Linked DNA regions of Mus musculus: region 2 is linked to region 1. The links are chromatin loops, found by intact Hi-C in ENCODE. Cell type or tissue: gastrocnemius. All regions are shown on one strand.

Region 1 (5,000 bases):
CATTAGCACTTTGTCAGCCTCAGTGACTACAGTCATAGATGAACAGGCCTCAGCTAATGTCAAGATACAGAGAGGTCTCATGCTGGTTAATCAACTCATAGATCTTGTCCAGATACAACTAGATGTATTATGACAAATAACTCAGCAGGGATGTGAACAAAAGTTTCCGGGATTGTGTGTTATTTCCATTCAGTATGTTAAATTTACTAGGGCAGCTAATTTGTCAAAAAGTCTTTTTCAGTATATGTTACAGAATTGGATGGCTGAATTTGAACAGATCCTTCGGAAATTGAGACTTCAGGTCAACTCCACGCGCTTGGACCTGTCGCTGACCAAAGGATTACCCAATTGGATCTCCTCAGCATTTTCTTTCTTTAAAAAATGGGTGGGATTAATATTATTTGGAGATACACTTTGCTGTGGATTAGTGTTGCTTCTTTGATTGGTCTGTAAGCTTAAGGCCCAAACTAGGAGAGACAAGGTGGTTATTGCCCAGGCGCTTGCAGGACTAGAACATGGAGCTCCCCCTGATATATGGTTATCTATGCTTAGGCAATAGGTCGCTGGCCACTCAGCTCTTATATCCCATGAGGCTAGACTCATTGCACGGGATAGAGTGAGTGTGCTTCAGCAGCCCGAGAGAGTTGCAAGGCTAAGCACTGCAATGGAAAGGCTCTGCGGCATATATGAGCCTATTCTAGGGAGACATGTCATCTTTCATGAAGGTTCAGTGTCCTAGTTCCCTTCCCCCAGGCAAAACGACACGGGAGCAGGTCAGGGTTGCTCTGGGTAAAAGCCTGTGAGCCTAAGAGCTAATCCTGTACATGGCTCCTTTACCTACACACTGGGGATTTGACCTCTATCTCCACTCTCATTAATATGGGTGGCCTATTTGCTCTTATTAAAAGAAAAAGGGGGAGATGTTGGGAGCCGCGCCCACATTCGCCGTTACAAGATGGCGCTGACAGCTGTGTTCTAAGTGGTAAACAAATAATCTGCGCATGTGCCAAGGGTATCTTATGACTACTTGTGCTCTGCCTTCCCCGTGACGTCAACTCGGCCGATGGGCTGCAGCCAATCAGGGAGTGACACGTCCGAGGCGAAGGAGAATGCTCCTTAAGAGGGACGGGGTTTCGTTTTTTCTCTCTCTTGCTTTTCTCGCTCTCTTGCTTTTCTCGCTCTCTTGCTTTTCTCTCTCTCTTGCTTTTCTCTCTCTCTTGCTTCTTGCTCTCTTGCTTCCTGCACCCTGGCTCCTGAAGATGTAAGAATAAAGCTTTGCCGCAGAAGATTCTGGTCTGTGGTGTTCTTCCTGGCCGGTCGTGAGAACGCGTCTAATAACAAGATAGATAGATAGATAGATAGATAGATAGATAGATAGATAGATAGATAGAAAGATAGATGACTGAAACAAGTCAAATTTGCCCAGACAATGAAGATGTGTTCAAATGCATACATGCACATATGTGTGATACACAATGGAAACTGCCTTACTCTATCGTTTCCTAGAAACAAACTCTGGAAAATTAGTTGATTTCAAAGAATATTTCTGTGCTAGCATATGTAAGTGCTAAGGATCTCAGTGTGTTAGTAATCAATTCATATACCTCACCTTCGAATGCAAGTAGCTACCTGTCTATATCTTGTGGCAGGTCACTCAGATTGTTGCTGCTGATATCCAGCCACTGCAGACGACACATCCGCAGGACACAGATAGGAACGCTGGAGAACTTGTTCGCAGAGATATCCACAAATGTAACTTGCTTCAAATTACTTAACTAGAAAAGAATACAAGAACATTTTAATTACCCTCTGTGACAGTTAACCCTGGTTGGTAACTTGACAGGATTTAGAATCACCATGGAAACCAGTCTCTGGGCACGTCTAGGATGGAGGGACTGGGTAGATTGAGTTAATGGTGATTGGAAGACCCCCCCCCCCTTAACTGTGGCTGGGCTGCCTCATTCCCTGGGCTGGGGTCCTAGGCTGCAAGCGAGCATCAGCACCCATCACTCTCAGTTTGACTACGCAGTGGTAGTGACTACCTCAAGCTCCTGCTACCACAGCTTCCCGACATGATGGGTGGTACCCTCGAGGTGTGAGCCAACGTAAAGCCCTCCCTCCACGAGCTGCTCTCATCAGATGCTTTATCACGGCATCAGGACATGTATATACCGTGTGAAGACAAGAATGAAGTTCAACTAATAATGTTTAGAACAACGTTTCTGTCTCAGAAGCATCCATGAGTATATATGTATCACAGACCAGAGCCACTATACGTTCCAGAGCACCTACTGTAAAGCACCCATTGTACTTCCTGATGGGATACAGAAGTAAGCAGCACACTATGGCTGCCCTCGGGGAGCTGAAATTTCTTACAAATAAGCAAAGCTACAAACTCGGGGAGTAAGAATTGACGAGTCTCAACTTTCAGGAAATGAAGGATTTCACGGAGGACAGAAAACTGGAACTGGGTCTCCCAGGTGGGAAGTAGCATGCACAAAGTCACAAAAGACAGAGAGTTCAAGTCTCTCCTTGCTGCTGCTGCTGTTGGTTGTTTGATTGATTGATTGATTGATTGATTGATTGAGATAGCGTCTCACTACAAAACCTTGGCTGTCCCAGATCTCACTATGCAGAGCAGGTTGGCCTCGAACTCCCCATTGCCTCTGCTGGGATTAAAGGCGTGTGCCACCATGGCCAACTAGAAAGATCAAGTCTTACAGAGTATGATGGTGTGATGAGAATTGCATCAGGCTTTGACAAGTCTTGAGGAAACCCACATGTGCAAAGGCCAGGTGATAATGATAAGGATTCCTTGATCATGTCTGGCCTCAGGGGCTGAGCAGGTTGGGTTCTGTTGTTGTGGTTTTCTATCCAGAGGTCTTGTTTGCAAGATGCCAACTCAAACACATGGAGAGATAGATATATTTTACCTCAGTGAAAATCTGTGAATCTTGAATGAAGTTGAACAGATGTTGCATAACTGGAATTGTTATGAATATTTGGTAGCTACTATGAAACATAAGAGCTTTTTCTTTTTTTTTTTTAAAGATTTATTTATTTATTTATTTATTTATTATATGTAAGTACACTGTTGCTGTCCTCAGACGCCCCAGAAGAGGGCGCCAGATCTCATTACGGATGGTTGTGAGCCACCATGTGGTTGCTGGGATTTGAACTCTGGACCTCAGAAGAGCAGTCAGTGCTCTTAACCGCTGAGCCATCTCTCCAGCCCCGAGCTTTTTCTTTTTTAATTTACTTATTTGAAGAGTCCATGAATAAAATTAGAGTAATCTCTCAAAGCACATTTGCAGGCCACCAAGATGGCTCAGTGGATAAGAGTGTTTGCAGTCAAGCCTGATGATATGAGTTTGATCCCCAGGGCCTAGACTATGAAAAGAAAACCAACTACCAAGAGTTGTCCTCTGATTTCCACAAGCACCCACACACAGAGGCACACAAAACAAATAATGTCATAAAGAAATCTAAGCTGGGCAGTGGTGGCGCATGCCTTTAATCCCAGCACTTGGGAGGCAGAGGCAGGCAGATTTCTGAGTTCAAGGCCAGCCTGGTCTACAGAGTGAGTTCCGGGACAGCCAAGGCTACACAGAGAAACCCTGTCTCGAAAAAACAAAAGAAAAAAAGAGTTGCTATAGTCATAGTATCTCATCACAGCAATAGAAACCATAACTAAGAGGGGCTGTTAATGTATCAAAAATAATAATAATAACATGCTTGGGTTTTTTTTTTTTTAAGTGAATAGTGTGTGTGTGCGAGTGCTGACTGCAGAAGAGGGCATCTGATTACCAGGAACTAGAGTTAAGGCATTGTGAACTCAGATTGTCTGCGTGAGCAACAAGCATTCTTAACTGCTGATCCATCTCTCAACTGCAACATCCAACAAAGAAGGAAATTCCATGAATATAAGAGGCATTTCTGGCTGGAGATGGCTCAGCGGTTAAGAGCACTGACTGCTTTTCCAGAGGTCCTGAGTTCAGTTTTCAGCAACCACATGGTAGCTCACAACCATCTATAAAGGGATCTGATGCCCTCTTCTGGTGTGTCTAAAGACAGCTACAGTGTACTCACATAAAATAAAATAAATAAACCTTAAGAAAAAAAAGAGAGAGAGATTTCCCATTAGTTACTTTCATCAGTGGCAAAGCAAAACATTTATAAAGCACACTGAAACTGACAGTTCTATTTGCCTACAAATCCCAGGGTCATTAGATGAAAGGAGAGAACTTCAGTTGAGAAAATGCCTCCATAAGATCAGCCAGGGGGACATTTTCTTATTGGTGTTTGATGGGATGATTATGGAAGAAAGAAAGAAAGAGAGAGAGAGAGAGAGAGAGAGAGAGAGAGAAAGAGAAAGAGTTAGAGACTAAAACAACTAACCTAAAAATCCAGTCTCAGGAAGCTAAGGCAAAAAGAAACTGGTTGTTTGAGGCCAGGCTGGGATACACAGGAAGACCTTGTCTCTTAGAGACAGAGAGAAACAGAGAAACAGAAAGAGAAAGAGAGAAAGACAGACAGAGACAAAGATCCATTATAAGAGTTTAATATCAGATTCAAAATAGCAGAAGAAAAAAATCAGAGAGCTGAAAGGCAGGCCAAAGAAACTCTCCAACCTAAAGAGGTTTTAAAGGATGAAATCTGGGGATGGATAGATGGTGGGGTTTTAATTTTCCCAAGAACCTTTATTGAACTGGTTGTCCTTTCTCTACTGAACTATATGGGTGATTCTGTTGAAAAATTAATTGATTGTAAATATAATATAGTTGGGCATGGTGATGCACACCTTTAATCCCAGTATACACAGCAAGTTTCAGGCCAGCCAGGACTACATAGTAATACTCTATCTCAAAATAAAATTATAATGTATATGTAAATATATAATAGAGGTTTGTCTCTGCAATTTCAATTCTGTCTTATTTTTCTGTCTGTCTGTTTGTCTGTCTGTCTGTCATCTGTCTTTATGTAAATTCTCTGCTGTGACT
Region 2 (5,000 bases), 290 kb before region 1:
TTCCTGCCTTTACCTCCAAACTACTGGGAGTAAGGGTCTGCACTACCATACCCACTTTCTTAAATGTTGAAAATTATAAAAGCCAAGCTAGATGCAATGGTATATGCCTATGATCCCAGTACTTGAGAGGCTGAGACAGGAGGATCTAAAGTTTGAAACCAGCCAGATCTACATAGCGAGTCCAGCCTGGCTACAAAGAGAAAGAGAGAAGGATAGATTATATGAGCCAGGAAAGTGCGGCTCTGACCAAGTAATCTCTGAGTCTGAAGCATGCTCCTTTCTAGTTCCTGTGTTTTTGAGATGGGACTGAGCTGCTCTGCTGATCTCAAACTCCAAGGTTCCAGTGATCCTCTTGCCTCAGCCACCCGGGCAGAGCCATGCTTCATTCAGTGAGCTGAAGCTGCCTCTGGTGTTCAGATGATGTTGCACAGACCCTGGAGCAATTTTAAATTCATATTTTAAAAAATATAATTGTTTCTATGAAGCTGTTTTGAGAGATCCCGTTGTTTTTTTCTGAAGGCACATTTTTTAATTCCTTGGCAGATATATCACTGAGAATATATTACCCTTTAAGTCTGTAATACTCTCTAGAGGCCCATGCACTGAAAGCTTCGTCCATGGTTGGTTGTTATTAGAAAATTATTTAAGATAAGTGTAGGACCTAGTAGATGGTATCCAGGTTATAAGATGTGCCCTTTAAGGGAACAGTGAACCCCTTCTTGTTCTCTTTGGCCTCTGAATGTGAAGTGTGAGTGGCTTTGGTCTCCATGAACTTCACACCACAATGAGTTTCTTCAACACAGGACCAAAAGCATCAGCAACTATTGATCATTAAGTGGGTCATCTAAAACCACGAGCTAATAGAAGCCTGTTGACTATAAGTTGATCATCTCGTGTGCTATGGTAATGAAAACTGCCCGGCACAGTCCCTGTGGTAGCAGCATGAACTATACAGTTACTGTCAACAGAGGAAGTTTGGTGTGACTCCTTTTAACATATGCTTTCCCTTATTCTAATGATTACCTTGTGGATTAGATTTTATCTCTTTCTTAAACAGCATCAGATTGCTCATTGTTGCCACGTTAATATAGGTTGGAAGAGGCAAGTTCGATAACCTTTGCCTTGATGAAGCAACAGTGAAGTTTTCTTTCATCTGGTTCCCTTCCTCCCTAGGCATTGGCAAGCATAAGCCATGTGGCCCATGTCACTATTACAACCAAAACAGCTGATGGGAAATGTGCGTACAGGTATGTGATAATGACTTCTGTGTCCACCCTAAACATATGTGTTACTCCCCTTGACCCCCGCTAGGATACTGATTTTCCTTCCATTCCTATGGATAAAATACTCATCCACAGGGATGATCATGAGGTGGAACTCTCTTACCTCATGGCTTCTTTTTAAGATTTAAATTAGCATATTTTATGTGTATGGCTATTTTGACTGCATTCACGTCTGTGTACCATGTGTATGGCTGGTACCCTGAGAGGCCTGAAGAAGGTATGGGCTCTACTGGGACAGGAGTTACATATGATTGCAAACTGTGAGCACAACATGTAGGTCCTGGGAATAGAATACAGGTTCTCTGGAAGTTTCTAGGTAATGAGATATTCTCATTTCCTGTTCCTTCTCTCTTTGGCCTCTTTGATCTGCTGGAATGATCTGCTGGAAGAATAGCCAGTGCTTTTAACAGCTGAGCCATCTCCAGCCCCACTGGATGGCTTCCTAAAAGATGAGTTGTAACACATTACAAGTACCCAGGAAGGTATCCATTGCACTTAGGATTTTAAGCACACAGTAGTTGCTCATGTTATTTCTGCCCTTTGCCCTTTGGTGAGGGGCAGCACTTTGGGCTGATTACAGGTCTCTGGCTGGTGTGCTGGCTCCCGAGCTTCTGGCACTCTTCTCCTTGGGCCTGTGTGAGCTGGCTTGCTTTCCAGGAAATAGCTGCTGCCTGGTGTTGTGCTGGCAGTTTCCAGAGGCTTGGAAATGGTCCTGAGACAGAACAAACATGGGATTCAAGAAATCACAGTCATGCTTTTGTTTCTGTAAGCACTGGCTTGCACTGGCTGAAACCTTTAGTCATCCCTAATGAATGCAGAAAGAAAGAAAAGCCTGCAGGTTGTCTGTAAATTAAATCAGGACAATTCTGTGCCCTCAGTCTCCTGAAGACTAATGTGTGCTGTAACAGAAGAGAGAGTGCTTCAGAGTGAGCAGTGCTGGGTTAGGGGTCTTGATTTGGGGTGTGAATTCTGGGTGGTCTGATTGAGTAAAAACCAGAGGGACAATTGTGAGTTAAGTGTTTTGTAGGTAGCCTGAGCTGGGAGTCCTGTTTCAAGACATCTGTGTTTTGTTGGGTTTTTTGGTTGTTTTTGTTTTTGTTTTTTGTTATGCCACACCTGGGGCTTCTAGTGACTGACTCCCTTCTGTGGCAGGATAAAATTCAAAGGTTTGTTTCATCTTGTCACCCGATGCCTTCCTGTGCTGGATAGTTTTATGACATGCTAAAATCATTTAAGAAGAGGGAACCTTAATTTAAAAAATGCTTCCCTAAGATCTGGCTGTAAGACATTTTCTTAATCAGTGATTAATGGGTGAGGTGCCCAGCCCATTGTGGGTGGCGCCATCCCTGGCTGGGTTCTATAAGAAAGCAAGCTGAGCAAGCATGGGAGCAGCGCCCTCCATGGCCTCAGCATCAGCTCCTGCCTCCAGGTTTCCATCCTGCTTGAGATCCTGTCCCGACTTGGTGTGGAAGTATAAGCCAAATAAGCCCGCTTCTCCCCAAATTGCTTTGGTCCTGGTGTTTTGTTACAATAATAGTAACACTAAGACACTTCCAAATGTCCTGACACACTTTTCAGCCCTTCTCTCCACATATTACCAAAGTGCCGCGTGTTCCAAAGCTCCTTGCTCTCTGACTTACGAGGATTTTTTCTATTCACCTGAAACTATTTCTCTTTAAAGCTTGGATGAGTTTTGTTCTTTTCACTGATGCTACCACCTCCACAGTCACCTACCCAGGCTAAAGGGTCTTACTAGATCCCTTAACACATTAATCTACATTGAATAAAAGACTGTCCCTGGGGCTGATCAGGAGCTATTTTTCCGTGGGATATTGAGCTTTGTTTTGTTTTTGAGACAGAAAGCTCTGGCTGCCTGGAACTTGCAATGAGTTCCTCCTTTTGCCTCCAGAGAGCTGGGGTTACAGGTTACCCTACTGCTGCTGGCTAAGGCTGGGGTTACAGGTTACCCTACTGCTTCTGGCTAAGGCTGGGGTTACAGTTTACCCCACTGCTGCTGGCTAAGGCTGGGGTTACAGGTTACCCTACTGCTGCTGGCTAAGGCCTTTCTTTATTACCAGGACCTTAGCAGGCAAATGGTGGTGGAATTTATAGCTACCTTAAGCAATGGCAAAGCTGTTGGTTAGTAACTCAGAATTTAATAGCTCAGGCAAGATTTGTTGTAATAGGGCTTTAAAATAAAATCTAATTAACAGTATATAATATGGCTGTGTTATAATGTATGATTGATATAATTTTCATTTTTGAAGTGTGGAAATATGGACAGAATCCTGGTAACAGACACAATTATGAAAGAGACTAGAAAGTTCATTGTTTTACTGGTTCTCTCATGGATAAGTGCATAAAATATATTCCATACTGAAGATGTAAAATTTAATGTGAAGCCCCACAGATTAATTTCTCAATGCCTAGTTCATTGAGTTGTATTGACTTTGGGCCTGGTTAATTTTTGGTGTATGATGTTTTTAGCTTATTACTTGCAAGCTTTTTTTAAATAATGAAGTGTGTCCCCCCTTTTCTTTTTTTTTTTTTTTTTGGTTTTCTGAGACAGGGTTTCTCTGTGTAGCCCTGGCTGTCCTGGAACTCACTCTGTAGACCAGGCTGGCCTCGAACTCAGAAATCCGCCTGCCTCTGCCTCCCAAGTGCTGGGATTAAAGGCGTGTGCCACCACTGCCCGGCAAGTTTGTCCTTTTTAAAATGTGACATATTAATGTATTTATGTTTTCTGCAGCTTAGGAACTTGTAAAGCATTTATAATGTTGGGGTTGCAGACATAGGCCACTAGGCCTGTACTGTGACTTTTATTTTTATGCTTTGGATAAGCATCTTGTTAGATACTAATAATCTTCTGTTTTCTGACTAGAGCAAGTTACTCAGATGGAAAGCTGCAAGCCCCTCCTAAACCCTGTGCAGGCAACCAGGGCACCCTGATCACGGTGAGGATGGGACACGGGGGTAAAACTGCTGACAAACAGCTTAGGATGCTGAAGTAAAACTGAGATGCGCTCTGAGTTTCTAGTATAAAAATCAAAGAAATTTTGACTTTTAATAGAAGTCCCAAGATAAATGATCATTGGGTTTTATGGCATGGCGGCCTGCCCACCTTCTTGTCTATAGGGGGCTGGGATGGTAGAAATCAGTGGGAAAAAAGTTACGGTTGACTCCAGAAGACATGTCGGAGTCCCAGTCTGGTACTTCAGCGCTTGTGTGTCCATGGGCAAGTCACTTAACAGCTCAGAATTGTAGTTTTCTAATGTCTCCAGTAGAACAAAGAATGCCTAGCCATCTGCCCCAGAGGGTCATGGGTGGGTCGTGCCAGTGTTGTTAGTCCAGAGGAAGCCCATCATGCGGCCTCATCAGAGCATCCCAGTGTCTTTCCAGCCGGAGATTCCATCAGGCACCTCACGGTGCTTCATGTCTGGTCCTTTACCCCTGACCCCAGCTGTAGCACATCTCGAAGGCTTTCCACGGACCTCTCCAAGTCCTGGTGTGATAGGCAGGCAGGAGGCAGAACAAACCTGTGCTTCACAGTGTTGGCCAGAGGGAGCCTTAGCTGCATGCAAAGTGTGATTATTGAGAACTCAAAATTATCTCCAGAGTGTTATGATTGTCCTGAGTTTGAAAAGTGATTCTGTGTAATAGAATAATTGTTTGCAGAGTTACATTCATATCTTACAAAATTGTCTACTCTCTTGAGCA

The links. A loop is a pair of places that touch in the nucleus more often than their neighbours do. Peaks named below come from ENCODE experiments on the same cell type or tissue, not always from the same donor. Only the 100,000 strongest peaks of a DNase experiment are listed, where the experiment ranks them.
Region 2: a loop joins it to region 1, with 3 times the contacts of the local background. A loop is called at or near these places in 1 of 42 quality-filtered maps.

What each region holds. Positions count from the first base shown.
Region 1 is chr9:110,966,789-110,971,788 of GRCm38, reverse strand. It overlaps Lrrc2 (leucine rich repeat containing 2), which reads right to left. Exons shown (of 9, transcript NM_028838.2): 6 at 1,630-1,775. Among named protein-coding and RNA genes, the nearest start is that of Lrrc2, 18 kb to the right of the region's middle. In gastrocnemius, a CTCF peak has its summit at 3,071 (motif pointing right); no DNase peak of the experiment used is centred here.
Region 2 is chr9:111,257,726-111,262,725 of GRCm38, reverse strand. It overlaps Mlh1 (mutL homolog 1), which reads left to right. Exons shown (of 19, transcript NM_026810.2): 4 at 1,174-1,247; 5 at 4,165-4,237. Among named protein-coding and RNA genes, the nearest start is that of Mlh1, 11 kb to the left of the region's middle. In gastrocnemius, no CTCF peak of the experiment used is centred here; a DNase peak (open chromatin) is centred at 1,911.